3 separate regions of the Homo sapiens genome follow, and all the other regions are linked to region 2. A link is a loop called in an ENCODE intact Hi-C map of the cell type or tissue named here. Cell type or tissue: MCF 10A. All regions are shown on one strand. Each heading gives the region's core, and the rest is flanking DNA. Links, peaks and the distances in the headings are about the cores only.

The links. A loop is a pair of places that touch in the nucleus more often than their neighbours do. Peaks named below come from ENCODE experiments on the same cell type or tissue, not always from the same donor. Only the 100,000 strongest peaks of a DNase experiment are listed, where the experiment ranks them.
Region 1: a loop joins it to region 2, with 9 times the contacts of the local background. A loop is called at or near these places in 1 of 110 quality-filtered maps.
Region 3: a loop joins it to region 2, with 4 times the contacts of the local background. A loop is called at or near these places in 1 of 110 quality-filtered maps.

Annotation. Positions count from the first base shown.
Region 1 is chr4:187,901,583-187,912,263 of GRCh38, reverse strand. No RefSeq gene overlaps it. Among named protein-coding and RNA genes, the nearest start is that of ZFP42, 89 kb to the left of the region's middle. In MCF 10A, for the core only: no CTCF peak of the experiment used is centred there; a DNase peak (open chromatin) is centred at 3,953.
Region 2 is chr4:188,018,956-188,029,636 of GRCh38, reverse strand. No RefSeq gene overlaps it. Among named protein-coding and RNA genes, the nearest start is that of ZFP42, 29 kb to the right of the region's middle. RefSeq lists an enhancer at 7,307-7,844. In MCF 10A, for the core only: no CTCF peak of the experiment used is centred there; a DNase peak (open chromatin) is centred at 5,756.
Region 3 is chr4:188,101,991-188,112,671 of GRCh38, reverse strand. TRIML2 (tripartite motif family like 2) reads left to right here and starts at 3,069. Exons shown (of 8, transcript NM_173553.4): 1 at 3,069-3,429; 2 at 7,082-7,492; 3 at 7,740-7,835. The coding sequence starts at 7,304. It also overlaps the pseudogene FAUP3. RefSeq lists enhancers at 1-405, 4,038-4,556, 4,557-5,075, 5,595-6,112. In MCF 10A, for the core only: no CTCF peak of the experiment used is centred there; a DNase peak (open chromatin) is centred at 6,981.

The DNA of each region.
Region 1 (10,681 bases), core at 1,943-6,942, 120 kb after region 2:
CTCTTATGGGTTTACAACTTAAAATAAAACAAAACAGAACACTTTTTGTTATTTTTATTGTTATTTTTATTGAGACTTGAGAGGAAGGTTAATACCTATTTCCAATTTTTTATCTTTAATAGGGAAATTATTTTTTATTTTACATTTTTTATTATTAATATGGAAGAAATATTCATTGTGGTTAATACTGGACCATGCTTAAAACTGATTGCTTGCAGTCATTAAAAAGAATGAGATCATGTCCATTTTTGCAGGAACATGGATGGAGCTGGAAGCCATTACTTAGCAAACTAATGCAGGAACAGAAAACCAAATGCTGCGTGTTTTCACTTATAAGTGGGAACTAAATGATGAGAACTCATGGACACAAAGAAGGGAACAACACACACACTGGGGCCTCCTTGAGGGTGGAGGTTGGGAGGAGGGAGAGGAGCAGAAAAAATAACTATTTGGGTATCAGGCTTAGTACCTGGATGACTAAATAATGTGTACAACAAACCCCCGTGATACCAGTTTACCTTTATCACGAAACTGCACACGCACCCCCAAACCCACAATAAAAGTTAAAAAAAAGTATGAGAAAAAAAACTGATTGCTAACGTTGCTGTATTTCTTTGTCATTGTTTTCCTGACATATATAATAAATTCAATGCCAATTTTAATATATTTAATATGTAAATATATAACATGAATTTTCAAATTATAAAAATATAAAATTTATAAAAAATAAAAAATATATTTTTATAAATATATAATATATAATATATAATTTTAAATATATAATATACATGACATATATAAGAAATTCAATGCCAATTTTAATAGGTTTAATATTTAAATGTAAATATATAATTTAATTTTTAATATTTAATTTTAAAATATATATGAATTTTAAATATATGACAATATTTAAATATATAATATGAATTTTCATATTATATAAATATAAAATTTATAAAAATATATAAAACAACAATTTTCCATAAATGCTTATTTAAGTAATTATCACCAATCTTGTAGTCTACTTTAAACAGTTTTCCAGTCTTGTAAATGAACACAAATTTATTGAAAACATTTCTTTCTTGTTGAACACTAAGATTATTTTCTGGAATTTAGTTTGTTTTCGACAGGCATCCAGCTCCTACCTCCGTTCCTGTCCACAAGTGGGACACTTAACTTTGACCAGACTCCATGGCAAAGAGGCATTCCTTGACCTCTGTTTATTGACGAAGAAAACCTTCTCAATCAGCTCTGGAAGAGCCTTTGAAAAGGCTCCAGAATATCCTCCCTGAGGAGCAGAGAAAGGGTTGCTGGAACCTTTCCCTGCACCTGTTGTTGCTGCTGCATTGTGTGTGTGTGTGTGTGTGTGTGTGTGTCTGTGTGTGTGTGCACGCACAGTATTGTTGGGGAGAGGGCAATAAAAATTCCTTCTTTTTTAAACCCATATTGGCCACCCAGTATGCAGGATCTTTGCACTCTCTGTGGAGCACTGTGGCCATGCTAACTGTTACAGAAATATCAGTTTGACATTCTCACGGCAAACAAATTGAGATTTTTTCCTCCCGGAACAGCTATTGGATTTGAGACTAGATAGTCTATTCATGTAAAGCATTTGCATACACATTGGCTGTTTACTTTGTTTTACTGATTTTGACAGAATTTTAAATGTATAGTCATGACACCCGATTTTCTAAGAATCATGATTTCTTCTTTTAAAATACGTGTCTGGTATGGAGTAGCTTATTTCCAATAAGACCCCACATTCCATTTCCATGACTGCAAACACCAAATGCACTCTATTGTATAATACTGAACATTTCTTGAGTCTGAAGACCAGTTTTGCCACTTAGCCATTTTCTAGACTGTGAGCTGAACGTCAAGTCATTGAATCACAATGAGGTTGTTTATCTTTTCGAAGCCTCACTTTTCTCAGAAATAACATATATCTCTCTTGGTTCCTATCAGAGGATTGATAACAGGTGCAATGAGATAATTTCAAATATTCATTAAAGATTTTAAGAAGGTTGCAGAAATCCAGAGTCCTGAGAACAGGAGCGATGCACTCATTTCTCTAATTTGGACGCCAACTTCTTTGTAGCAACATCCTATGTTTTCACAGCATTTTCCACAGGTATAGACAGGATTACCTGATTCCTCTAGAGTCCAGAACATGAGCTTCATGCAGGCGGGGATTTTGTGTCTGAATCTTCAGCCTTAGCTGGTGATTGTGAATTGAATTTTAAGTGGAGAGTGCTTTGAAAAGCACTTTATAAATGTAAAATACTTGGTAATAATGCGTTCTGTGTAGGGCTATGTAGTGTGCAAAGTTCTCTTACATATATTATTCATTTTCTCTTCCTTGATCTTCCCAGCAATCCTGTTGAAACAGATATTAATTTTTTCATTTTATAGAGAGGGCTTAGTGGGAGATAGGTTTTGGGGTAAGAAATGAAAACAAAACTATTAAGTACCCCTTGCAGTTTACATGAACTTATGAAAAGGAGTCCCCTGGTTACTGAGTGTAGAATAGGGCCTCCCTCTGACTAGGGCCTCCCTCTGACTGTCAGTTTGACAGACTGAGGCACATTCAGGGTTCGCTTCTTCAGCAACATGAAAAGTATAATCATCAATTGATATCTATTTATCAGCAACATGGAAAGTATCATCATCAATTGATATCTATTTATCAGCAACATGGAAAGTATCATCATCAATTGATATCTATTTATCAGCAACATGGAAAGTATCATCATCAATTGATATCTATTTATCAGCAACATGGAAAGTATCATCAATTGATATCTATTTATCAGCAACATGGAAAGTATCATCATCAATTGATATCTATTTATCAGCAACATGGAAAGTATCATCATCAATTGATATCTATTTATCAGCAACATGGAAAGTATCATCAACTGATATCTATTTATCAGCAACATGAAAAGTATCATCATCAATTGATATCTATTTATCAGCAACATGGAAAGTATAATCATCAATTGATATCTATTTATCAGCAACATGGAAAGTATAATCATCAATTGATATCTATTTATCAGCAACATGGAAAGTATAATCATCAATTGATATCTATTTATCTTTAAACATCTGGATGAACTAATCAGACATGAATTTAAAAACTTATTGTCCTTTTAGAAAAACGAAAGCCATATTTTCTTGTTATAATAAAATGTTTTAATGTTTGGTTCTTGTTTAGAACTTGTTCTCTCTACCCTGGTGGTTTCAACTTAATTTTGTATTCCTTTTATCTGTAATCTCTTTACCTTTAAATGATCTTTTATCTTTCTTGGAAATAGCTGACAATACTGTTTTTCAGTTCAGGACTTTTTCATAATTACATTTTTATCCTTGAGGGAAAATTGTACACCTCATCAAATCCTCTGGCTCTGTGACTGAGTAAAGTCAGCTTGCTGCTATTATAACTTAATTGTGAATTAGGAAAAACAAAACTGCCTTATGACTTCTGACAGTGTTAAATTCTGTTACAAATCGAAGCATTTTATACAGTGTTTTGATATTACAGCCAGTCAGTAGTCTGGACTCTGAAATGTTCAAATCCAGGGAGAGGCCTTGACCCACCGAACCCAAATCAATCAACGCCTGTTTAATCACATTTTATATCTTCTGGTGCAAAAGTATTCCTCACAGTCACAACACAGTGCTGTGTTTTGTTTTCTATTTTCTTTATTTAATAGCAATCTTTTGTTTGTAAATTCAAGACTTTTCAGTACTGTGTTTTAGCTGGGCTGTTTTCTCACACTTTGCATGCCAGCTGGAGTTTGTGAAGAAGTGTGACTGGGGCTAGCTTAGGTAGACCTGCCAAGTAGCTGTGTTGATTCTTCCTTCTGGGAAGCTACCCAAAGGATACATATGGAAAAGCCTCTGTTAATTTTGGTATTCATCAAACTTCTTTCTCTTTTTCAATAGTTATGATTCATATTGAGCTGACTGTTGCATTAGTCAGTTATTTTTCCTTTAGAGAAGCAAAAAGAGAATATTGTTGAGTATGTCCACAGAAGGAATTCTGACTCACACATTTACTTCTATGTACATGTAGAGCATACGAGGCCCTTCACAATCTGTTGCGCGCTCAGCTTGATGTTCTCGGCCCCGCTCACTTTCCTCCAGAAATCTTACCCTCCGGCCACACTGGAATGACACCTCTTCTATCCACAGCATCTCAGGGACAGCATGCCCTGCCTTTCCTCATGCTCCTGCCTCACAGAAATTCCTCATCTGGCTTCATTTTTCAATGTCCAGCCTAAATGTCGCCCCCGTCCCTAGGTTTTACTGTGTTGAGCCTCATACCTGTCCTTCATTCCCTGCCCCTTCCAAGTAGAGAAGGTTTAAATGGTCCCTCATTAACAAAAAATACTGTTTTAGGCTGGGTGCTGTGGTTCATGCCTGGAATCCCAGCACTTTGGAGGCCGAGGTGGGTGAATCATCTGAGGTCAGGAGTTTGAGACCAGACTGGCCAACATGGCAAAACCCCATCTCTACTAAAAATACAAAAATTAGCCAGGTATGGTGGTGGGTGCTTGTAATCCCAGCTACTCGGGAGGCTGAGGCAGGAGAATTGCTTGAACTTGGGAGGCGGAGGTTGCAGTGAGCCGAGATTGCTGCCATGTGCATTCCGGCCTGGGCGACAGAATGAGACTCTGTCGCCAAAAAAACAAACAAACAAACAAAAACAATAAATACTGTTTTAGTATATTATAGTTATTTGTTTTCACGGTGCTTAATATAACCATATGGAGATCAAGCTTCCCTCTCAGCATTGCATTGCTTAACTGACATCCATATATTTCAGTATGTTAAGTTTTCACTGCTACATTGGTTAAAGTATTTTCTGACTTCTCTGGTAATTTCTTCTTTGGTGCTTGGTTATTTGTAACCATATTGCTTAATTTCCAAATAGTTTGGGGCTTCCCAGATATTTTTTTCATTATTGATTTCTAGTTTAATTCATTTGTGGTGAGAGAACCTATTCTGAAGTGATTTCAATTCTTTTAAATTTCTCAAGACTTATTTCATGGATCAGCAAATGATCTGTCTTTGTGAATATTCCACAGCACATGTGAATAGTGTGCAGTATGCTGTTGTTAGGTGTTATTTTGTACAAATATCAGTCAAGATGTGTTGATTGATAATGTTCACATTTTCTATATTCTTAGTGAATATAGTTCACTAGTTCTACCAGTTGTGGAGAGAACAGTGTTAAACTATCCAATGTAAATATGGATTTTTGTCTATTTTTCCTTTCAATTGTTTTTGTTTTATGATTTTGAAGTTTTGTTATTAGATGCATGCACATTTAGGATTGTTATAGTTTCTTGATGAATTGACTTCTTTATTATGGAATATTCCTCTTTACCTCTAGTAGTATTTCTTGTCTTTAAGTTTACTCTGATGCTACTATAGCCACTCCACCTTTTTTGATTAGTGTTTGCATGATATTTCTTTCTTTTTATTTTTAACCTATATGTATCATTCTATTTAAAATTAGTTTATTGCACACAGCATGGATTTAAGATTTGTTTTTTATCCAGTCTGACAATCTCTAACTTTCCAACATCCCTGCCATATCTGAGCCTTGTTCTGGTGCTTGTTTTGTCTCTTCAGATTGTGTTTTCTACTTTTTTTTTTTTTTTTTTTTTTTGAGATGGAGTCTCGCTATGTCCCCAGGCTGGAGTGCAGTGGCACAATCTTGGCTCACTGCAACTTCCGCCTCCCAGGTTCAAGCGATTCTCCTGCCTCAGCCTCCTGAGTAGCTGGGATTACAGGTGCACACCACCACACCTAGCTAATTTTTTTTTGTATTTTTAGTAGAGATGGGGTTTCACCGTGTTGGCCAGGCTGGTCTCGAACTCCTGACCTTGTGATACGCCCACCTCAGCCTCCCAAAGTGCTGGGATTACAGGCATGAGCCACCACGCCTGGCCTGTTTTCTACTTTTTAATGTGCATTGTAACTTTTGTTGAAAGCTGAACATGCAGGTAGAAGGAACTGTGGTAGATAGGTCATTAGTGATGTGGCGGGAAGGTGGAGTGGGAGGGAAAGTGTCCTGTAGTCCGATGATTAGGTTCCAGTCTTTTAATGAGCTTGTGTTCCTGTGCTGTGACCTTCGCAAATGCTTTGGAGTCTCTCTCTTCTTTCCACTTAGGTGGGACAGGATGGCCAGAGCAGTCTGAAGTTGTGTATTTTTTTTCACTCCATGTCAAAGGCCAGATGGGGCTAGCTGTGGTAAAATACGTCCTTTTGAGGGCACGCCTTGTTAAAAAGAGCAGAATGCTCCGGGCATATTTCAAAGTAGTTATTTTTCTACTCTCTCTGTCAAAAGCATGAGGAGTTTTGCTATTGTTGAATCTCTCTGAACCCCCAAAATTTGTGTGTTGAAATCTAATACTAATGGTACGGAGTTGGGGCCTCTAGGAGGTAATAAGGTCATGAGGGCTTGTCTTCATAAATAGGATTAATATCCTTATACAGCTTGAGGGAGTCCTTTTGCCCTTCCACCATGTGGAGATGGAGAAAGAAGGCTCCATTTTCAAAGCAGAGAGCAAGTCCTCATCAGACACTGGATCTGCCCACACTTCGTTCTTGCACTTCCCAGCCTCCGAGTGAACAATTTTTATTGTTTATAAATCACCCAGTTCAAAGTATTTTGTTATAGTAGTCCAGACAGACTAAGACAGACTTCTTCTCTAACCTTCACTATGAGACTCTGGTGGTGCTGCTAGAGGTAAAACTCAAAAGTGTGGAGGTCCCCCTAAAACTGCCCCACCCCGATTTTAACTCTCAGAATTGTCCAAATCAAGCCTGTAGCAATGTACAGATTACAGTTCAGGTTTTCCTAGCCTAGTATTCGCTCCCATGAGGTTTCGCGCAATGTATAGATTACAGTTCAGGTTTTTGTAGCCTAGTATTCGTTCCCATGAGGTTTCCCACAATGTATAGATTACAGTTCAGGTTTTCGTAGCCTAGTATTCATTCCCATGAGGTTTCACGCAATGTATAGATTACAGTTCAGGTTTTCCTAGCCTAGTATTCATTCCCATGAGGTTTCGTGCAATGTATAGATTACAGTTCAGGTTTTCCTAGCCTAGTATTCGTTCCCATGAGGTTTCGTGCAATGTATAGATTACAGTTCAGGTTTTCCTAGCCTAGTATTCGTTCCCATGAGGTTTCTGCTCTGGTGAGTGGGACCTGTCTGTATCCACTAGTGTCTCTTCAGTTTTGAGGGCTGCAGTTTGTCCTATGAGCTCACTTCTCTGATAGATGTAGAAGACTTGTTGATTATCAAGTTTTTCAGCTTTTTACTTATGGTTAGGAGACAGTGATGATTTTCAGGTTCCTTTTATGCCGGACTAGAAATTGGAAGTCAATTTCTGACTATTAATTGAAATATTAGATGATTTACATCTGCTGTGATTATTGGTATGGCTGCGTATAAATCTACTATCCTGCTATTTGTTTTCTGTGTGTGCCATCTTCTCTTCATTCAACCCTCTTTATTTTCTGCTTTAGTTTCAATTGGTTATCTTCTAGTGTTCTGTTTTATGTCTTCTTTTAGCTCATTAGCTATGCTGCTTTATATTTAAAGTGGTTACTCTAGGATTGATAATATATATATTTAAGTTAACACAGTCTACCTTCAAATAAAATTATATTGTTATGCCATTTTACATATAATATCAGAAACTTACAACAGCAGTTCTGTTTTTTTGTTGCAGATGTTGTCTCAGATTAAATTAAGTATTTAAACATTTTTAGTGGTAGGGAGTGAACCTGTCTATAAAAGGAAATAGAAACCAAAATATGGTAAAGTAGTATATCAAAATCTAGTACTTGAAATTAAATGAATATCATAAAGTTATATAACAGAATATAATACATTGATAATAAAATATATTAGAAATAGCAGAACCCATTTGTACACAATAAATTTTTAATTATATGATGAGTATTTTCTTGATATTTTTTCACTAAAATTTAATAGAATTTATACTTCAAGCACTTTTCAATTTTAGTTTCTATTTCACAGAAATAATATTTTATTACTTTAAAATAGTATTTGCAGTCCAAATATTTTTGAGGTCTCATACTTAATCTTAAAAAGAAATATATATATATATATTTAAGATATATATATCTCCTCACCATGTAGTGTCAGTGTAAAATTTCCTAAGTAATTTTACATTCCAAGTATATGGAGAAGGAAAGCCAATATCTTCTCTACACTTATATCTCAGTCTCAAGTAGCCTGATTAAATCTTACTGAATAAGAATGGCATTCATTACATAAACTAAAGAAGACATCTCCACGAATTCCAACCTGCAGTCTATTCTGTGGACATTCTTTATGGTATTAAATCAAAACATTGTAAATTGTATTCCCACTACCACTTCTCATGCTTAATATGGCCTTGTTTTTGATCTGCAATTTAGATTTTCTTTCTCCAAGTCTGTGACATTTTATCTAAATGTTTGCTGAGAAATGGTTTATTATGTTAGAAAAGGGTGAAATAAAGCTGTAGAAATGTAAAGAATCTGGAGAAAAAATAGAAGTACTTGTTAGTTCAGATTTCTGCCTAAAAAGAACCCAAACTACAAATGTGTGCTGCAAAATGTAAAGTAATGCTCCAAGGTGAGAGCATTTTAATTTTTTTTTCAAACGAGCTTAAAAATATGAATTAGGGGTTGTTGTATAACTTAAGCAGTACTGTCAAATGAGTTATATAATACGCCAAACAATAAAACAAATTTGTTCCTTGATTCTTACACTAAAGAAAGACAGTGAACTCACCAAATGTCACAGTGTAATCGAAGGCTACAGCTCAGTTTTCATTTCTTTATTATTACAAATTCTTCTGCCTTTCTCATTGCTCATAGATTAGACGAGCTTCACAGAGCAGTTTGGGTTAATCCCTATAATGCGAGACAGTGCTGTGGTTTTCAGAGAGGGCCAATTCTTCAGCTTTTAAGAGGGAGGGATTTATCAGTGTGTTTTGAAGAGTCTACTATTCAACAGATCCAGGACCACTATGTAGTGACTGATTTGTAAACTCCAACACTGGGTGGGCCCTGGGCCCTGTTCTATAATTCTTCCATGTCTTCGTCCATGAACCTTTGATGTGCCCTCAGTGGCTTGATCCAAAATCTCATGAATCCCCCTTGAGACCTCAGATGTTCTGTCCCCCGACTTTATTCACTTCCCCCTTTTATCCTCAGGTGACCCATTCCTACTTTCCAGAGAAAATTAAGCCTGTACAAACATACTTATAACTGCTTCCATCCTTATCTTTGAATTGGATGGTGACGCCATTGACTGAGGTGATCCCAGAGCCAACCTGCCCGCTGCTGGAGAGAAGAAGCTGCCTCTAAGCCACTTATGCTCCAGCTCCCACACCAGCTGCTATACAGTTCATCCCACAAAGAAGAGCCCATTTCTAGCCTCCTGCTTCACAATGGGCCACCCTTTTCATATGGGCCACACTACCTTCCCTTTAAGAAGAAGAAACACTCAAACCATTTGGTGCTTCAGCTTCCAGGAAGATTAATTGTTATGGAGACTCTCTTTCTCCCCTTGGTTGCCGTAATACTGGCTTCTGCAGGAAAGCATGGTCAGCCAGTGGACCCATAACATCTGTCTTGAACTGGTTGCCCACTTCTCTTCAGGAAATAATCAGCACTGAGCTCATTATGCTCACATCCTTCATTCCCTCATTCACCCAGAAACCAGGTCCCAGGTGTAAAAAGTAAAGTAGAGGTTCCTCTTCAAAGACTTTCCTCCCCATCTAATTAGGAATACATAGTAACTTCTCTTAGAAGCAAAATTTATTCATAGACCTGTGCTAACATTCTTAAATATCTGCTATCCATAATAAAGAAATCAATGTACTTTATGTTCTTAGCTCCCACAGTTTAGCCTAAATATTTGCCCTGGCATGCTTATACTGGTCCAAGCAAGCATTAGGCCATAGCCTGTTCCTCTTCCTTATTTGAAGGTGTTTTTACCTTTCTCAGCATGCCACAAGTTACTTCCTCCTTCCTTTGTTCTCCTCTGCCTTTGTCTTTTTAAAAATTTTCTAAGTTACTAGCCAATCAGGACAAATACAGAATGTGAGGCCCCATTCCAGCCAATGGAAACCGGACACAGCAGTAGGGTGGATGCATCAGGTTATAAATGACCCTGTCTCCGGTTTGTTCGGTGTGCCGTTGTGGCAAAACTGCTGCTGCTGTACCCTTTCTGCAGAAAGTATGAAATGGCCTTGCTGAGAAAATTAAATTTATGTTCAAGTGCTGTTTCTTTATGACACCAAGGAAAAAGCATTTCAAACACAGGCCATCCATCATGACGCAGGCCCTCAACCTTGTGCTATCTGTATATCCACTACCATGGCTGGATTTTCCATGTGTCTCCGTATATAGCTTCTTAAATGCAAGCTCTGCCATTTGTTAGGATATTCTCTGAACTTTCCTTTCACCTTATTGCTCAGACTGAAACCTGGTTGTCCCTTGGAAACACTACTTCCCACGAATCCATTCAAGGGAGGTGCTTTCCAGGTCCCCCAGGGCAAAAAGTGGGGTAGGCACTCTTTATCTCTTTTTTCTACCTTCCAGTAATTGCATTCTCATGCTTTGTTTTTCTGCTTAT
Region 2 (10,681 bases), core at 3,481-8,480:
AAATAGAGAGACAAATACACACACATGCACACACACACAGGCGCACACACACACGTAAACACACACAGAGGCACACACAAAGGCGCACACACACAGGCGCACACACAGGCACACACACACGTAAACACACATAGAGGCACACACAAAGGCGCACACACACACAGGCACACACACAGGCACACACAGGCACAGACATGCACACACACAGGCGCACACACGTAAACACACACAGAGGCACACACAAAGGTGTACACACACAGGCACACACGGGCACATACACAGGTGCACACACAGGCACACATACACAGGTGCGCACACACACAGGCGCACACACATAGGTGCACACGCACACAGGCGGGTACACACAGGCACACACATACAGGTGCACACGTACACACAGGCATGCACACACAGGTGCACACACACAGGCACACACACAGGTGCACACACATGCAGGCGCACACACAGGCACACACACAGGCACACACACAGGCGCGCACACAGGCACACACACAGGTGCGCACACACACACACAGGCACACACACACAGGTGCGCAAACACACAGGTGCGCACACACACAGGTGCACACGTTTAGTTGACTTTTTTGTTTTTTGGAGACTCTGTCGCCCAGGCTGGAGTGCAACCTGCAACCTCAGTGGAACCTCTGCTTCCCAGATTCAAGCGATTCTCCTGCCTCAGCCTCCTGAGCAGCTAGGACTACAGGTGCGTGCCACCACGCCTGGCTAGTTTTTGTATTTTTAGTAGAGACAGGGTTTCACCATGTTGACCAGGCCGGTCTCGAACTCCTGACCTCAAGTGATCCGTCTGCCTTGGTCTCTCAAAGTGCTGGGATTACAGATGTGAGCCACTGTGCCCCACTCAATTGATTTTTGACTGAAGTGTCAAGGTAAAGGGAAAACATAATCATTCAACAAATAGTGCTGAACAATTAGATATCCATAGGCCAGAAATATGTTAAATATAAATAAGACATATTTTCTATATAAACTCAAGCATTAGCTAACACTCACACAAATAACCTCAAAATGAACCACAGACCCAAATGAAAAAATAGGGGCCCATGTCCTTAGGATCTCCCGAGGGCTGTGACATGGGCAACTGGCCACTCATGTTTTGGCTCAGAATAAATCTCTTCATATATAAAAAAGGAATAAATACGATTATAAAATGTCTAGAAGAAAACAGAGAGAAAAATTCCTTGTGTTTATAAGTTAGGCCAAAGCAGGGGTCGGTAAACTATGGCTGGCAGATAAAGCATGGCCCCGTGCCTGTTTTTGTAAATAAAGTTTTCCTGAAACAGAATCATGCTCATTCACTTACATAACTGCCTATGGCTTTCACACTATAGTAGCTGAGTTCAGTAGCTGCAACAGAGATCATATGAACCATAACGTTTAAAAATACTCATGATCGCCGAGCGCAGTGGCTCATGCCTGTAATCCCAGCACTTTGGGAGGCCGAGGCAGGTGGATCACCTGAGGTCCTGAGTTCGAGACCAGCCAGACCAACATGAATAAATCCTGTCTCTACTAAAAATACAAAATTAGCCAGGCATGGTGGCGCATGCCTGTAATCCCAGCTATTCCAGAGGCTGAGGCAGGAGAATGGCTTGAATCCGGGAGTTGGAGGTTGCGGTGAGCCGAGATCCCGTCATTGCACTCCAGCCTGGGCAACAAGAGCAAAACTCCGTCTCAAAAAAAAAAAAATACTCATGATCTGGCCCTTTATAGAAAAAGTTTGCTGACCCCTGGGCCGGACGATTTCAAATGGAAGCACAGGTACATAACAAAGAAACTGTCAGAAGTGCCGGTACTGTCTTGTGTGGTTCTCTGGATCTCCACACTCCCAGGTCTCTGAACCCATCTACTCTACTATCTCCCCCAATTCCCCCACCTGGCTCAGGGCTCTGGGCATGCTTTTGATGGTGAATCAACATAGCCGGCAATTCTTGCCTTAGGGCCTTTGCCCTGGACAGTCCTTGCCTGGAACACTTTCTACTGATACTCACTAGGTCCTCACTTCCTTCCAGTCTCAGATCCGACTTCACTTTTGTATTGAGGCCTATATTTACCACCTGTCACCTTTGTCACTCATGCTGCCCGCTCCCTCAACACCTATTCCAAGCCAGTTCTGCTTTTTCTTTTTCTCTGCATAGCACTTACCATCTTCTCATATTCATTTAAACTTGCGTTTTATTTTTTATTTATTTGTTTGTTTGTTTGTTTGTTTTGAGATGGAGTTTCACTCTTGTCACCCGGGCTGCAGTGCAATGGTACAATCTCTGCTGACTGCAACCTCTGCCTCCCGGGTTCAAGCGAGTCTGCTGCCTCAGCTTCCCGTGTAGCTGGGATTACAGGCACCCGCCACCATGCCCAGCTAAGTTTGTAGTTTTAGTAGAGACAGTGTTTCACCGCCTTGCTCAGGCTGGTCTCGAACTCTTGACCTCAGGTGATCCACCTGCTTCGGCCTCCCAAAGTGCAGTGCTGGGATTACAGGTGTGAGCCACTGCGCCCGGCTAAACTTGCTTTTTAAAGTGTTTTTTATGATTGAAATGAGATGAACAAAGTATAATTTCATGAATCACAGTTTATTGCCATGTAAAGAGGTTTTTTTTTGTAGCTTTTGTTGTTGTTTATTTCAGTGCTCAAAAGGGGGAGAATAATGAGAACAGCTCTCACAGGGAATCCACTCCATGGAGGAGGGAGGTCCATTAACCACAGAGTAAGTGAGTTCTAATTTTATTAAAGTCTAGTTGGTCAGTTAGGATGGCAGAAGGCCTCTGTAGCCGTACAGTTGAATGCAAGTGTGAGGTGTCTCTTTCTAGGAGGTGTCCCTTTCTAGGAGAGGTTCTTTGGAGAGTGAATTTCAGCAATGCAGCATAGATCCACCATGACACAAGGCCCCTGATGCCAGCCAGTGGTGCCAGTGTTGGTGGGTACGGCTTCAGAGACTTGCCTGAAGGTTGGCAGACAGTATTCTTGCCACAGCCTGAACTCTCAATGTGCCTGTCAAAATCTCACATTTTCTGTGTTTGGGGTCTAGAGGTTGAAGCCAGCAACACATATGTGGCCTGATAAAGTGTGACCCAGCATTCTCGTGGGGAAGATTACACTCCATGTTTTTATCACAGGAAAACGTTAAGTCACTCATGTAGCAAATTACGTGTTTGAACTCATTTCAAAGCTACATAATAAAATCATTTCTCGGCCGGGCACAGTGGCTCACGCCTGTAATCCCAGCACTTTGAGAGGCCGAGGCAGGCAGACCACGAGGTCAGGAGTTCGAGACCAGCCTGGCTAACATGGTGAAACCCCATCTCTACTAAAAATACAAAAAAATTAGCCAGGCGTGGTGGCAGGTGCCTGTAATCTCAGCTACTCGGGAGGCTGAGGCAAGAGAATCGCTCGAACCCAGGAGGCGGAGGTTGCAGTGAGCTGAGATTGCAAAATCACACTCCAGTCTGGGGGACAAGAGCGAAGCTTCGTCTGAAAAAAAAAAAAAAGTCATTTTTCAACTTCCGCCTTTCCAAAAGGTAAGCTCTATGACTGTGGGAACTGTTATCTTACAAAGCACTAAGGGTACTTTTCATGTTGGAGATGCTTCCTGTGTATTTTATCATACTTAGCTTTCATGGAGACATTTAGCTAGTGCCTATTATTTGCTTTGATAGAAAAGTATTATCCCTATGTATAATTATCTAGCTTAATAATTGCTACAATTTACGACATGCCCATGAAGAGGCCAGGTGTAAAGACCCACATCATCTTATTCAATAGTCACAATAACCTGGACACATAAACTGTTATCACAGTGTTACAGAGTCACCTGGTAATTTGCTGAGGATCACACAGTTCACTAAATTGCAGACAAAATATTCAAACAGGATGTCTCATGATGTCCTTGCTTTGTTCAGTGCTTTACATTCTGGAGACACTACACTCCAGACTACCAGCAGGCAGCCACCTGGATTTCAGGCAGCGGCCCACAAGAGCAGCATAACTGTCTCTAAAACACGCCAATTGAATTTTATTTGAGGTTTGCCAATTTCTTTATATTGATATCTGGAAAATGCAAGTATTAAATTTAAAGGGTATACTAAATAAATTATTATGTTACTATATTAATTCATTATTTGTTGGTGTATAAATTGCAAAGGACCAAAATGCCTTTTCCAAAACCCCTGAGGTCAGATATTTAGAATTCACAGTGTTTTTCTGTTTTGTTTTGTTTGAGACGGAGTCTTGCTGTATTGCTCAGGCTGGAGTGCAGTGGTGCAATCTCAGCTCACTGCAACCTCTGCCTCCCAGGTTCAAGTGATTCTCCTGCCTCACTTGAGTAGGTGGGACTACAGGTGTGTGTCACCACGCCCAGCTAACTTTTGTATTTTTAGTGGAGACAGGGTTTCACCATGTTGGCCAGGCTGGTCTCCATCTCTTGACCTCGTGATCCGCCCTCCTTGGCCTCCCAAAGTGCTGGGATTACAGGCGTGAGCCCCCGCACCTGGCCTCAGAGTGTTTTTTAGAGACAGGAGACAATCCACACACCATCTATCAGTTCTCCTAAGAGGGATTTGGGGCAGTATATTATGATTATACATATTTCTGCAGGAGAATGTATAAGTATTCATACTTAATGGGGTATGTAAAGATTGTAGAAAGCTTTGCATATGTTTTGCTACCAAATGAGGTCAGAGAAGTTTTGGTCTGAAGCCCTTCAGCCTGCCAGCTCTGTTTCCTCTGGCAAATTATTCAACCATCATGTGCCTCAGTTTCCCAATCTATACAAGTGGTATCTACATTCTCGCATGGCAAAGATGTTTAAGGTAGTATATGCGTGGATGTAAAGAGTTAGGCTGGGCATGGTGGCTCACACCTGTAATCCCTGCACTTGGGGAGGCTGAGGCAGGTGGATCGCTTGAGCCTAGGAGTCCAAGACCAGCCTAGGTAACATAGTGAGGCCCTGTTGCTAAACAGGTAGAAAAATTAGCCAGGTGTGATGGCGTGCCTGCGGTCCCAGCTACTTGGGAGGCAGAGGCAGGAGGATTGTTTAAGCCTGGGAGGTTGAGGCTGTAGTGAGCGGAGGTCACGCCACTGCACTCTAGTCTGGGCAACAGAGTGAGACCCTGTCTCAAAAAAAAACAAAACAAAACATTAGACCTTAGTAACCGCACATAGTAACTGCTCAGTAAGTGTTGGCAAAGGGTATACGTGTTCTGTGGCGGGAAATGAGAATGATCAACAGGCTTTTCTTCAGTAAAATGTTAGAATACTTAGTTTTCTGTCAGAATTACAAAATAATTTCACTCTTCATAATATAGAGCTTTTGTTTCATTTATCTTAACTTATAATTTATGGAATATTAAGGTCACCTAAAAGAGTGACTCCAGGGTCAGTTTTTCTTTTAATGCAATTTCCTTGCTTCTTTTTGATTCACAAATAAACCACTCAATATGCTTCTTAAGTAGCCTGTTTCTCATTATCTCATCCCTGTCTGTATTAACATAATCTATTATTTATTCTCAGACCAAATTACCATAATATTTGATGTTTCAGCTAGGTTAGTGACTTCCGGCCAGGACTAGAATACACTGCTGAAAGTGGTTTCAGCATTTTAATGATTCATACTATCCTGGATGCAGCAGAGACTCTGCCATCCTTTCCATCCTGAAGTGAACAAAGTAAAATCAGTGTAAACTATGTCAAAACCTTCCTGAGGTTAGACACGCAATCTCTGAGCAATGTTAAACTGTGGTAGAAAAGGTGCAGCCCTCTCTGCCTCTGCTAGCCCGTCACTAGCCACCTGGCTGTCTCTCAAAGCTCCTTTTTGAATGAAAATGCTGGGACAGCCTGAGGCGCTTTTTCTTTTTCTTTTTTTTTTTTTGAGATGGAGTCTTGCTCTGTCACCAGGCTGGAGTGCAGTGGCGTGATCTCGGCTCACTGCAAACTCTGCCTCCTGGGTTCAAGCGATTCTCCTGCCTCAGCCTCCCAAGTAACTGGGATTGCAGGCATGTGCCACCACGTAGTTTTAGTAGAGATGGGGGGTTTTGCCATGTTGGCCAGGATGGTCTCGATATCCTGACTTCCTGATCCGCCCACGTCACCCTCTCAAAGTGCCGGGATTACAGGCTTGAACCATCGTGCCCAACAGAAGCCTTTTTTATTTCTATTTTTATTTTTTTGAGACAACGTTCCCTCTGCCTGGAATATTTGGGTCCTCCCTCCACCACCATCCCCCCTCCTCACCCAGCTTCCTGTCGTCTTTCATTTCCCAGCCTAATTAGAAGTTCCATCAGCAAAGCCTCCCCTGAGTCCACACGTTTGGTTTGGATGCCTCTCTTAGCACACAGCGTAAACCTCGATTTTACTGTTGAGTAAAATCATGGGCCCAGCATGTTATAACTGGGCTTAGAAAGTGAGAGGAACCAGATCTGTCTTCTTCCAGGTTGCATTCCCAGAGCTTAACAAAGCACCTGGGATGTGGCAGTTATGATTTGTTAAGTAAATGAACCTCTGAAAAGTTCTCTTGAGTGGAAGAATAGCATAATACCATTGCCCTATAGAGTTATGATAACAAAATAAGGTGCTGTGTGTGAATATGCTTATGTATGAAATGCTTAGCAGGCAACGGGCATTCAATAAATCTTACTGGAATATGAAATCTGCACTTTCTCGGAGTCACAATATCACAGCTTTGTAGTTTTGCTGTAGATTCAGTTCAGACGACTATTCTGTCCACAGATATTATACACACTAACGCTCCTTTCACTCTACACACCAGTTCTTTTGTTTGTTTGCTTGTTTGTTCAATGGATTGGAAAATATGCGAAAATATAAACACGCTTTTAGTATGGTTGGGTGCCTGATTGCTCTTCTAATTTTGGAATGCCTTAAACTGTTGTTGGGCTCAGAAGACGTCCTCTGGCTTGCTGAGGACTTGGAGCAAAGGGCCTGGGAGGGCCTTGGAGGGCCTCAGAAGCAAAGTTTCTGACCTTCTCCTCGCCTTCCTCCTCCTGCTAAACTTTCTCCCCCAAGGCCGACCATAGAAACTAGGAAACTAGGGCCGGGTGCGGTGGCTCATGTCTGTAATCCCAACACTGTGGGAAGCCGAGGCGGGTGGATCATCTGAGGTCAGGAGTTCGAGACCAGCCTGTCCAACATGGCAAAACCTGGTATCTACTAAAAATACAAAAATTAGCCGGCTGTGGTGGCGCATGCCTGTAATCCCAGTTATTCGGGAGGTTGAGGCAGAAGATCCACTTAAGCCTGGGAGGCAGAAGTTGGAGTGAGCTGAGATTGTGCCACTGCACTCCAGCCTGGGCAACAGAGTGAGACTCCATCTCAAAACACAAACAAACAAACAAGGAAACTAAAATCCCTCTTCCCCAAGGCAAGTCCATAGAAACCAGAACCATTCTCCCTGAAAGCTAGCCTTAAAACCTAAAAAAAAATTACTCCAATCTTCCCCTGCCTTTCTGTGTAAGAGTTGGCCATAAAGAAACTATCTGGTCTATTTTGCCTGCACGGAGGTCATAAACCCGCATTCCAGAAGGGCCCTGCCCCATACCCAGGAGGAAGGGATGCTGCATGCTGCAGGGAGAGGCTGAGAAGAATCTGAACAGACAGGCCTTGCTGGGTGTCTGCACTCAGTCTGTTAGCATTAGAGCTTCCCCTTTTGTTCACTCACATTTCTACAAAGATGTCCCCTAATCACCCAGCCTAAGCATAAAAACAGACAGTTTTCTGGGGACCTCTGGGGCTTCATTTCTGAAGGTTCCTTTGTCACGTAAAAAAAAACTTTGATCAAATAAATATGTTATGCTTTTCTCTTGTTAACCTGTCTTTTATTACGGGAGTGTCAGCCAGGAGCGTTATGATGGGGAAGTAAGGGGTCATACTCTTTTCACCCCACAGTGTTTTGCAAACACATTTTGTTCAATAAAACCCTAGAACTCATTTTGTAAAGGACATTTTCTATTATTTTCTAAGTAAACATATTTTACAGAAAATTAAAGCCATTCATTTCTGATTTATTTATACTCAGGAAACAATGAACAACCTGCTTTAAGAAGTCATAATAGTTCATTATTATTACATGTATACACAATATGTTCCTTCTATCAGTGATAATAGTTTATTATTATTTCATGTATACACAATATGTTCATCAGTGGGTACTATTGGGTGAAAGCATGATAAAGAACAGGATATATGCGTAGTCTCCAAGTATCCCCCAGAAGTTGCTTATCAATAACAAAGGAAAAACAGTAACTTGCCTGTCGAGAAATTAAGCAGACACCACCTTACCAAGTGCTCAAAGAGAACATCACCTTGGAAGCCATCGCCATCATGTCCCTTTGATTCGATGCATGGTGAAGGTGACAACATCACTATAGTTGTATTTCTGCCAAAAATGCACAACCTGAATCTAATCCCAAGGAAACATCGCACAAACCCAAACTGACACATTCTACAAAATAACTGGCCTGGACTCCTCAAAAAATGTCAAGGTCAAGAAACACAAGAAAAGGCCAAGGAACTTTCTTTTCTCTTTTTTTGAGACAGAGTTTCGCTCTTGTTGCCCAGGCTTGAGGTTGCTTGAACCCGCAACCTCCGCCTCCCGGGTTTAAGCAATTCTCTTGCCTCAGCCTCCTGAGTAGCTGGGATTATAGGCATGCACCACCAAGCCTGGCTAATTTTGTATTTTCAGTAGAGACGAGGTTTCTCCATGTTGGTCAGGCCTGTCTCGAACTCCCGACCTCAGGTGATCCACCTTCCTCGGCCTCCCAAAGTGCTGGGATTATAGGTGTGAGCCACTGTGCCTGGCCCCCAAGATTTTTAAGAGAGGGATTTAGGGGTAATTACTCAAGCTCCAAAGGTTAAGAATCACGGCATATGTAGGAACTGTGCAGTGGTGGTAAGGGCACCAGAGGAGCCAAATAGAAAGCAATGTGTAATTGTTTTTGTGCCAATAAATGAGAATAATAATCTAGAATTAATCAGTCACTCAACAAGCCTTATGTTGATATCTACTTTACCATGGGCCTCTCATTTCAAAAAGTTTAGCAGAAAATTAGCTGGACGTGGTGGTGCCCCCCCTGTAGTCCCAGCTACTTGGGAGGCTGAGGCAGGAGAATCACTCGAACCCCAGAGGTGAAGGTTGCAGTGAGCTGAGAACAGCTGGGCGACAGAGTGAGACTCCGTCTCAGTAACAACAACAACAACAAAAGTTTAACAGCTAAAGTAGGATCACGGAGCTTGTTTTGTGATATTTTTATTATTGATTCTACCATCTCCATATTTCTATCATCTGCACATATCCACCTGCTTTATCCTACTTTCAGCTACACTCCAACTGCCGTACTGAGTCCTATCAGACAACAACTCTAAAGATTTGTAAATAATCACTCAGATTTGTAACAAACGACTGTATCATGTCACTTCTGTGATCAATAATTGGCTATGCCTTTAACATTTTTATATATTTATACTATTTTGAATATGAATAAAAATTTTTTCTGATTTAACTAATCAAAGTAAGAACTCTTACTTTAGAAGTACATTAGGCACATTTAAAATATAGATTTTGACCTTGGAGTTTCTGGAAAAATTATTCTATGTGTCCTCTTTTATGACAATGGAACTGTCACTTAGGATTTACAGAAGACAGCCGGATTCTCATATCTGCTTCTGTATTCAATCCGTTTTGATATGTTGACTGAGTGAAGTATATGAAGAAAAGCCAGCCTCATACAGTATTTTAATAGCTGTTTCAGATACCTGTGGATACTCTTTGAATCTACACCAAACCTTTACAGGTGTAGGTCTTTTTTTTTTTGAGATGGAGTCTCGCTCTGTTGCCAGGCTAGAGTGCAGTGGCATGAACTCGGCTCACCACAACCTCCACCTCCTGGGTTCAAGCGATTCTCCTGCCTCAGCCTCCTGAGTAACTGGGACTACAGGCGCTCGCCACCACGCCTGACTAATTTTTTATATTTTTAGTAGAGATGGGTTTTCACCGTGTTAGCCAGGATGGTCTCGATCTATTCACCTCATGATCCAACCACCTCGGCCTCCTAAAGTGCTGGGATTACAGGTGTGAGCCACCACACCTGGCCTATCTCTTGCACTTTTAATGGATCTCTCCTCATGTATAATTTTGTAATATGATACATTGAAAATATTGGTTCACTGAGTTATTCAGATCTTCCAAATGTTGACATATTTCAGTAGATAATGTTGAAAAATTATATTCATAAAACAACATGATAATCTTATCAGAAAATTTTAAAGTACGGGCAAGCTGCGAAGTTCACAGTGATAGATTCAAGTTTTTAAAATTTTTAAAATTTCTAGTTTTCTTGTGAAAACTCAAATTCTATCCCTGACCAAAAACAGTTTTTTCTTTGAGATCACAGGCCCATTTCACTTGTTTCTAAGAGTATGTCTGTATATTTTTGAGAGACACCCCAATCTGAATAACCATACCCAGCATCTTCGTCATTCTTTCGAGTAAAATTTATGTTCCATGAAAAAAATCAGCTAAGTCAGCTCTCAAGTCCACCAATTTCATAGATTCTATTCTTTGATACATTTGTTGTACTTGGGTACTTGGGCATGCAACAGATACGCTTTATGCGTATGTCCGTTTCACCAGAGAAAA
Region 3 (10,681 bases), core at 4,625-9,624, 82 kb before region 2:
CCTCGGCCTCCCAAAGTGCTGGGATTACAGGCATGAGCCACAGTGCCCGGCCCCCATAATGTTTGACTCTTAATTTTTTTTTTTTTTTTTTGAGACAGAGCTTTGCTCTTGTTGCCCAGGCTGGAGTGCAGTGGCGCGATCTCGGCTCACTGCAACCTCCACCTCCTGGGTTCAAGTGATTCTCCTGCCTCAGCCTCCTGAGTAGCTGGGCATGCGCCCACGCCCGGCTAATTTTGTATTTTTAGTAGAGACGGGGTTTCTCCATGTTGATCAGGCTGGTCTCGAACTCCGGAACTCAGGTGATCCGCCTGCCTCGGCTTCTCAAAGTGCTGGGATTACAGGCGTGAGCCACTGCGCCTGGCCTGATTCTTAAGTTTTAATGCTTTCTTAAGCAAGGAAGAAGCAGTTGAACATGACTTCTGGACCTCTTAGAGCTGTGGGAAGTAAACCAGTGAGAGCCAAGCCCCTGCTTCTAATGGAGCAGCCTTGGAGAAAAGGAGCCAGAGAGAAGCCACACCTTCCAGATGAGTGATAACACTGGGACCACAACCAGCACACCCCCGCCTCCAGCTGTTCTTTTCTGGAATGGGAGGAGGTGGTAGTCTCCTGCCGCAGATTTGGTCCAAAGTAACAAATACAGCCTTGTTTGGCACCAGCCATACTCATCCCACCCAGAAGCCGAGAGTATGCCAGCCTGGGGCGAGTGGTGAAGGTGATGTGGCTAACAAAGGGGACAGGACTGTTTTTGTTTTGTCCTGGTTTTTTGAGACCGAGTCTTGCTCTGTTGCCCAGGCTGGAGTGCAGTGGCACGATCTTGGCTCACTACAGCTTCCGCCTCCTGGGTTCAAGCAATTTCCGGCTAATTTTTGTATTTTTAGTAGAGATGAGGTTTCCCATGTTGGCCAGGCTGGTCTCGAACTCCTGACCTCAAGTGATCCACCCGCCTCGGTCACCCAAAGTGCTGGGGATACAGGCATGAGCCAGAGTGCCCGGCTGGGATACGACTGTTATAAGTTCATGAAATGACTCAGGAGAACAATGACTCACTCATTCATAATTGTATTTGTTCTTTGACAGTGAAAAAAAACTACATTTCTTCAGGATTTTCATTTTAATGAAAAGTTTTCCTATGAAAAATCTAACTACCTTAAAATGATCTGTGTTCCTTGTAATGTGATTACTCTAGCCCTATGAAAGCATCTCGTGATAAATTGTCATACAAATTTGAGGCATCTTTTTTGTAAATTGTCAAGCCATTTGATTAATATTTAATAAGGACAAATAATTATAATAAGGAAATATCATGAAATTTGGCACCCGATTCAAATTCCATATCTTCAATTTTCTGCACCCAGTGCTCTTGGTCAATTACTTAATCCCGTGACTTAATCTCTACGTCATCTACTTCATCAGCTGCAGATGTACCTCACGGGGTTGGAGCATGCAACAGGTGGGGCATGTAACAGTAAATAAGGGTTTAGCACACTTTTTTGTAATGTTTTTAGAATTATCTTAAAATATTGACTCTTCTAGAATTAATAATTTAATTATTAATAAATATTTATTTAATAGTAAAACAGGCTTTAATAAGTATTTATTTAAGCATTTAATACTCTAAAACAGGCTTTAAGAGACTTCAAAACCTGACAATATGCTTGATGTTTATTTTCCATTTGATTCAAAGATTACAAAGTTTTCTTGTCAAGATGAGTAAGCTCAAGAGTTATGAAAGCTCAAGGGATGGTGAGAGTAAATGACAGAGTATCTGACAACAAGTATGTGTGAGTATCTTCACAGACGTTGGCCGTACCCAGGCTTAGAAGAGAAAGGAAGATTGGATTAGAAAAATAAGAGAAGTAAAGGAGGATGGACTGGCTGAGGAGGGGAGGGGGCACAGGAATAAATGTGGTCTATTTGAAGAAAGCTGGGGAATTGGGTTTTGGAAAAGAGAGTGGGTGTAGGTAATCATCTGAGATAAGAGAAAGGGTGTATGGCCAGGCGCGGTGGCCAGAACTTTTGGAGGCCAAGGAGGGTGGGTCACCTGAGGTCAGGAGTTTGAGACCAGCCTGGCCAACATGGTGAAACCCCATCTCCACTAAAAATACAAAAATTAGCTGGGTGTGGTGGGCGCCTATAATCCCAGCTACTCGGGAGGCTGAAGTGGGAAAATTGCTTGAACCTGGGAGGCGGAGGCTGCAGTGAGCCGAGATCGCTCCACCGCACTCCAGCCTAGGCAACAGAGTGAGACTCTCATCTAAAAAAAAAAAAAAAGAAAGAAAAAAGAAAAAGAGAAACGGTGTATTGAGATTCCATAAGGTAGAACCAGGTTCTGAAAGATCAGATAAGCAAAGCAGAAGAATTCTCATTATCCTGTCAGCAGCATAAAGAAAAAAACTCCCTGGTTTGATTAGCAGGGGATTGACTGACTGATGCAATAAAAACCCTCGGGGACAAAACTATAAAACTTAGAAAGCTGTGAAGAGTTCCTCCTCACTGAAGCCAAATATCAAGTATGAATTATCTGGGATTGTTCCCTGACCTCCCATCTGTGACAGATTCCATAGGCAGTTATCCCTACTCTTGGTTTTTCTTTCCACAGATACTGGAATGAACACTTCTCCAGCAAACGTTCTAGAAACTAACAAGTCAGGCATTATTTTCTACTAAGGAACAAACACAGTCTTGAGTGTTAGCTCGAAGGCTTCTTTCCTGTGAAATTGTCAATATACACTAGATTCATTAAGAAAGAAAACCCCAAACCTTAAGGAGCTAGAGGTGTTAGGCACTGTACATGGCACTGGAGATAAAACAAGATATTTATCCAACCAAGGTCAGGGCTATTAAGCATTTTCTGGGAGTCCATTAAAAATGTAAATTACGGACCCCACCGTAGATTTCTGGAATCAGAGACCCTGTGAAGAGGCTTGCGTTTTAATAAACTCAGGTGGTTCTAATGAGATTAATTGTGTGAATATGATAAGAAACTTCACAGACGCCTTCCTGATGGTGTGAGGGCGGGGCTGAGGGAGGAATTGAACAGATAAAATCTCTTCAGTCTCCACTGTTCCAGCTTTTTCCCTAAAGGAAATACCTTGGTTCGGTGTGGTGACTCATTCCTGTAATCCCAGTACTTTGGGAGGCTGAAGCAGGCAGATTGCTTGAGCCCAGGAGTTCAAGACCAGCCTGGGAAAAATACTGAAACCCCGTCTCTACAAAAAATACAAAAATTAGCCGGGTGTGGTCGTGCAGCGCCTGTAATCCCAGCTACTCAGGAGGTCAAGGTGGGAGAATCACTTGAGCCTGGGAGCTCGAGGCTGTAGTGAGCCGAGATTGCGCCACTGCATTCCAGCCTGGGTGACAGAGCAAGACCCTGTCTCAAAAAAAAAAAAAAAAAAAAAAAAGGAAATACCCAGGATTGCTACAAAGAAAGTAAGTGAGATTTTCTCTATAGATCATTTTCTTAATAATTGTTTCTTTAGATTTCTAAACTTGATCTTAGAATCTATGTGTGTGTGTGTGTATCTGTGTGTTATCAGGAAAAAGCCTGAAGAAAAATATTAGGAAAAACAAAATAAGGGTAGACAACATGCTGGGGACTTAATTCGTCAATTTTCCTTTGCTGTTTCTGTAAAAATATTTAGTCTCTGTCCCTCTCTCATTACACCTTCAATTTTTACTGGTTTAACATAAAATATCGTTTACAATATTTATTGTGCATCGAGTATGTCAGATGTAGACACAGGGCATCTCAAGGACTTAGTTTCTTATGGATGGAGAGTGACCCACAAGTAAACTTGTTCATAGAAAGATAAAATCTTTTCGCTACTAAGAAAATAAAATAAGGAGATGAGTAGTGGGAAGGTATTTCAAATTGAGTAGTGATGGAAAGGTCTCTCTTGGGAAGACATTTGAGCTGAGAACTGAAGAGAAGAAAGAAGAGGCAGCTGGAATTGCAAAAATATGAGAGAAGAGCTCTGTTGGCCACGGAAGGGGGAAGGGCTGTGATGAATTAGAGGCAGCTAGATTGACAGTGATGGGGGAAAGCTATAGAGAGATCAGAAGAAGGCAGGAGGCCAGATTGTATAGGACGGGGTTATTACCCACTTCGATCTTACTCTAATGCCATAGAAAGTGACCACAAACCTGCTCACTTGGTTTTGGTTTTAAAATAGTATTCTGGTGGTTGAGCAGAGAGGAGCTGGAGATGGACGAGGAGGGCAGGACAGAATATAAATTTGGAAAACAATAGTTGAATTGGTGAAAGGAAGGCTTAAACTGTGGCTCTAAAGGAATGAGTTTGGGGGAAGAGAGCCACTGGGTTGAGATCCTGAGCGGCTTTAGATATGTTAATTTTGAGTGCTCCTTAGACATTCTATTGCAAAAATGTTGGGAATTGGGCAGGAGATTGAAATCGGAGAATGGAACTTAAATCTTCAGAAACGAGTAAGATTACCTAGGGAGAGACCAGGACTGGGAGACCAGAACTCAACCTTGAAGCACCCCAAGATTGAGAGGTTCAGAGGATGTGGGACCAGAAAAGGCCACGGAGAACAAGACCAGACAAGTTAGAGGAATGTCAGCTGCAGACAGATGAGAGAAGAAAACATTCTAGGAAGAAGGGTGTGGTCAGCTATGTTAACTGCTGCTGAGAGCTCAAGGAAAAATTTGAGTTGGTGAATTTCTTTGTTTTGGTGACTCAGTGGAGTCATCTCGGACATGTTCAGGGACCTAAGACACGGGAAACCAGCAGGGATTTCAAAGACCTAAGCAGAAGAAAGGATGAGAGCATCAAAAACAAGGAAGGAGGGAGAAAGTATTTGCAACTCACACAATTTACAGGAACTTGGATCTATAGCTCTCTCTTAAAATTGACCCCTCCCTCCAAAAAGGCCAAACCTGATGGAATAAACTGAGAGAGAGGCTTGAACATAGACTTCACAGCAAAAGAAGTGAAAATGGTTTTTTAGCATATGAAAATAAAAGGCTTAGACATATTAATAATATAACAGATGGAAGTTGAAAATATATGAATACACTATTTCTCACCCAGCCAGTGGGCAATGATCCAAAAGTTTAACATCTTTTTAATTTGTTGCTTGGAGTGCAAAATTGTACAACTTTTGTGCTTGGGAAACTGACAAAACATATCAAAATTATGGATGCATTCATTCACAGTCCTATTTGTGGGGAATATGCCTTTTCAGGCCAAGATTCTCAACTTTTTGGAATCAGTACTCCTTTGCACTCATTATTGACGAAGATCCCAATAAGCTTTTGTTTATGAGCGTTAATATCTATGTTTACTGTATTAGAAATTTAAAACTGCATTTTATAGTTATTCATTTAAAATAATAAAAACAAGCCAGGCACGGTGGGTCACACCTGTAATCCCAGCACTGAGGCTGAGGCGGGCAGATAACCTGAGGTCAGGAGTTCCAGATCAGTGTGGCCAACACGGTGAAACCCCGTCTCTACTAAAAATACAAAAAATTAGCTGGGTGTGGTTTCACGCGCCTGTAGTCCCAGCTACTCGGGAGGCTGAGGCAGGAGAGTCGGTTGAACCCGGGAGGCGGAGGTTGCAGTGAGCTGAGATCGTGCCACTGTGCTCCAGCCTGGGCGACAGAGATTCGGTCTCAAAAATAAATAAATAAGTTAATAAAATAATAAAAACAAAAACATTTTTCTGAGAAAAAAGTTTTCGAGCTAAGTGGCTTTTTTAATAGAGAAAGCCAGAATTACAAAGGACTTAAGAAGGACATTGGGGCCCTTCTTCTTGCCAAAGATGGGCACAACGTCGACAAAGCGCCGGTGGTACCGCACCCGCGGCTCAGCCCGGCCTGTCTTCTCGCTTGGCCACCTTAGCAAGAGTCTGACCTGTCACTTTCCCAGCGCGGGCCGGGGAACCACGGACTTGGCCTCCCGGGCAGTCGGGGCCTCCCACTTCGCCCTGGTCCAGGGTGGCCTCGCCCTGCAGGGACGCGCCTGCCAGGAGCACGATAGATCTTCCGGGGCGAAGCCCTCCAGTGGCGCTGCCTGAGCCGCGACCTGGGAGACCGTCTCCTGGCCGGTCACCTGGAGGGCGTGTAGCTCCGGGGCGCGGACCAAGAACTGCATGTTGGTGACTGAACCGCGGTTCCGGCTGCCGCCCCCGCGAAGATGGAGTCAAAGAGGAAGGAGCGAGGGCGCTCACGGCCAGACCGCGGGCAGCGCGTCACGTCACTCCTGAAATTTTATTTCGGAAACAATTATTGAGAAGAGTGGCTTTGGCTTCACTGTTTTGCAAATCTCTTTAATTGATGGCTTCTTAGAAGAGCCGTTTTCGGCCGGGCGCGGTGGCTCACGCCTGGAATCCCAGCACTTTGGGAGGCCGAGGCGGGTGGATCACGAGGTCAGGAGATCGAGACCATCCTGGCTAACACGGTGAAACCCCGTCTCTACTACAAAAATACAAAAAATTAGCCGGGCGAGGTGGCGGGCGCCTGAAGTCCCAGCTACTCGGGAGGCTGAGGCAGGAGAATGGCGGGAACCCGGGAGGCGGAGCTTGCAGGGAGCCGAGATCGCGCCACCGCACTCCAGCCTGGGTGACAGAGCGAGACTCCGTCTCAAAAAAAAAAAAAGAGGAGCTGTTTTCCCTTATTTGCTTCCCCATTCCTTCTGTTGCATGTGTTTTGTCCCAGCTGTAGTCCCAGCTACTCCGGAAGCTGAGGTGGGAGGATCGCTGGAGCCTGGGAGTTCCAGAGGCTGCAGTGAGCCGTGGTCACGCCACTGTACTCTAGACTGGGCAACAGAGCAAGACCCTGTCTCTCAAAGGGAAAGTATTTTAATAACTTTTTCAGATACTTGTGGTTTTTTTCTGTAATTCTATCAACGAACCTCTTTCGCACTCTGTTACCTCACTCTAGTCCTGAAGTTCCTTCAGTAATTAGCGCGATGCCTTTAGAGCACTGTTTTCCCCTGAATGACTCGTAAGTGAGTGCTGTTCCTTGTAATTAATTTTCAGCCTATTGCTCAAGATTGTCAGAAGACCTGAGGGAAACCCGCTGGTCTTAGAACACTGGCCTAACTCTGTCTTTTCCCCAAGCAGGCAGCTGCCAGAAATTTGTTGGATTTGAGGAGTCCAGAGCGCCGACCCGCTCTGTCTGCGTGGACTTATTTCCTTGGATCTTCGTGGACTCTGAAGTTGCCAAGTGTGTGTGCCTGCTCCAGAAAACAAAGGAAGCCACCATTTTTTCTCATTCACAGTGCAGGGAGATACCTCAGTAGAAGCATACAGTCCAGTCTTCAACTAGGGACCCCTACCAGGATGTCCAAAAGGCTCAGCCCTCAGTTACAGCACAACATCACAGAAGATGCCTATTGTGAAACACACCTGGAACCAACACGGCTGTTCTGTGATGTTGACCAAATCACACTCTGCAGCAAATGCTTCCAGTCCCAGGAGCACAAACATCACATGGTGTGTGGGATACAAGAGGCTGCTGAGAATTACAGGGTAAGAGTCACTCACGCAAATCCCAAAACACTCTGGCCAACTCCTATATGGATGAAATGGACAGACATTCTGGTCCTCCAAAACCATTACCTTAGTTGATGTTTATTACAGAATATTAGATAAGTTCGTTGAACCTTCAACCTAAAGGCTAAGAAAATATATACTCAGAGTTGTTGGCTGTTTAAGGTCAGGAATCCAACTGTTCTAAATCAATGATCTCACCTGGAATTCTGTGCTTTCTCTATAGAAGTTATTCCAGGAAATATTGAACACATCGAGGGAGAAACTTGAAGCAGCTAAAAGCATATTGACTGATGAGCAAGAAAGAATGGCGATGATTCAGGTCAGTGAGTGCTTATCTTGATTCTTGGGGGGAAATTACCAGTAATGTTGTTAGAAAATAGTGTATCATAAACAAAGTCAAAAGACAAATCACAAAGCAGGAAAAATGTGAAATCTATAGGAAGGAAAAGTGCTAATATCTTAATGTATAAAAAGCTCTTTAAAGTCAGTAAGAAGCTGGGTGTGGTGGCTCACGCCTGTAATCCCAGCACTTTGGGAAGCTGAGGAGGGCGGATCACTTGAGGTCAGGAGTTTGAGACCAGCCTGGCCAACATGGTGAAACCCCATCTCTACTAAAAATACAAAAATTAGCTGGGTGTGGTTGCACGAGCCTGTAATCCCAGCTACTCGGGAGGCTGAGGCAGGAGAATCGCTTGAACTGGGAGGCAGAGGTTGCAGTGAGCCGAGATCACACTACTGGACTCCAGCCTAGGCCACAGAGCAAGACTCCATCTCAAAAAAAATAAAAATAAAAAAAGTCAGTAAGGAAAAGACTAGAAATTTAATTTTAAAAAACGATCAAATAAGAGTTTGCAGAAAAGAAAGTAAATATATTTTAAATACATTGAAAGAATTTGAACTTTGTTCGTGGTAAGAGAAATACAAATTATATGGTGAGTAAAATGGCATTTGCAATGCTATTTGCAATGATCAAAAAGATTAACGACACCGTTTATAACAATGACATAGGAGAATGAGCATCTCTTGTACTTCTGGTTGCCACATAAATTCTAAAACCCTTTAAAGAGCAATTTGAGAATAGCTATTCAGATTTGAGGGTTCACCACCTGTTAGGCATATTTCACTTCTAATTTCAGCCTGTATCTTCATACTTAATCCTATTCTGTGCAAGGTATCCCCGATTCTGGGTCTTTTCTCTCCCTCAATTTTTAAAGGAAATAAATGCCTACTTAGGGAAGATAGTGGAGGAGAATTGCCTGGCTAGGTAAGGATTTTTCAACCGATCCCCCTTCTTTTTCAGTTCCAAGTACCATGTGTTCAGCAAATACTGAGATCCCACTGTTTGCCAGGGACTATGCAAGGTGCTAGGGGCTCACCAATGGAAAACAAAAAAAACCAGCTCTGCTTTCGTGGAACTTGCATTCTAGTGGATATAAACAAAATAAGTTTAATATATAGTATGTTACCTGGGAAGTGTTTAAAAAAATTTTTTTTAAGTGAGAAAGGAAGCAATGGAGTGAGCTTGTAAATAAAGTGATCAGAACCTTGTTATTCAGAAGGTGGCACTGAAGGAGGTGGGGGATTGGGCCATGCAGTTTTCTTGGGGAGGAATATTCTAGGCAGAGGAAAGGCCTGGAGGCTGCCGTGTATGTGGCTGGAGCTGTGTAAGGAAACGGGGGCTGTAGGTGATGAGATCAGAAGAAGGCGGTCAGTCATTTAGGGTGGCAGCCTTCAATGAAATACAAGCTTCAAAACCACTGGAAGGTTTCGAACAGAAGGCTGACATGATTTAACTTCCATTTTCATAGAAACACGCTAGCTGCCAAATGAAAATAGACATTAAGATAGTAAAAGCAGGCTGGTCGTGGTGGCTCATGCCTGTAATCCCAGCACTTTGGGAGGCCGAGGCGGGCGGATCACGAGGTCAGGAGATCGAGACCATCCTGGCTAACACGGTGAAACCCCGTCTCTACTAAAAAATCGGGTGTGGTGGCAGGTGCCTGTAGTCCCAGCTACTCAGGTGACTGAGGCAGGAGAATGGCATGAACTTTGGAGGCGGAGCTTGCAGTGAGCCGAGATGGCGCCACTGCACTCCAGCCTGGGCGACAGAGCGAGACTCCGTCTCAAAAAAAAAAAAAAAAAAAAAAAAACCAAGAGAGTAAAAGCAGAGGTGGAGAGACGTGCAAAGGGACTTGCAATAATTAGGGAGAGATGATGGTGAGCTGGGGGACAGGTAGAGCAGTGGTGAGAAGTAGTCAGGTTCTTGATAAATCTTGATTTCATTGAATCTTTTTTTTTTTTTTTTTGAGATGAAGTTTCGTTCTTGTTACCCAGGCTAGAGTTCAGTGACGCGATCTCGGCTCACTGCAACCTCCGCCTCCCGGGTTCAAGCAATTCTCCTGCCTTAGTCTCCCAGGTAGCTGACATTACAGGGGCCCGTCATCATGCCTGGCTAATTTTTTTATTTTTAGTAGAGACGGGGTTTCACCATGTTGGTCAGGCTGGTCTCGAACTGCTGACCCCATGATCCACCTGCCTTGGCCTCCCAAAGTGCTGGGATTACAGACGTGAGCCCGGACAATTTCACTGAATCTTAAATAGCTTAATAGAGATGCTATTTAAGCATCTCTAAGATGACTACTTTCAAATATATATCCCTAGCTCAGATTTCCAAATGGTAGTAGGCTTCATGTCCAATTTCCTACTTACTATCTTTACTTGGATGTCTAATTGACTAATCAAATTCATCACATCCCGAGCTAACGCACACTCCTCACTTCTGGAATCCAGCCTTTCCATAGATTCTCTCTATATATTTTGGTAATTCCATTCTTCCAGTTGCTTAGTCTAAAATTTTTGGTGTCTTTCGTCCATGACTCCTTTTTTCCCCACAACTCTTACCCAAGCATCAGCAAATCCCATTGGCCCTTTTCCAATGTCCTGGTCTCCTCCTCTGTTTGACAGAGGCTATAGCTTCCTTAGTTTTTCCTTATTGATGAACATTTCTTTTTTTTTTTTTTTTTTTTAAGATGGAGTCTCCCTCTGTCGCCCAGGCTGGAGTGCGGTGGCGCCATCTCGGCTCACTGCAAGCTCCACCTCCCGGGTTCACGCCATTCTCCTGCCTCAGCCTCCCGAGTAGCTGGGACTACAGGCGCCCGCCACCAA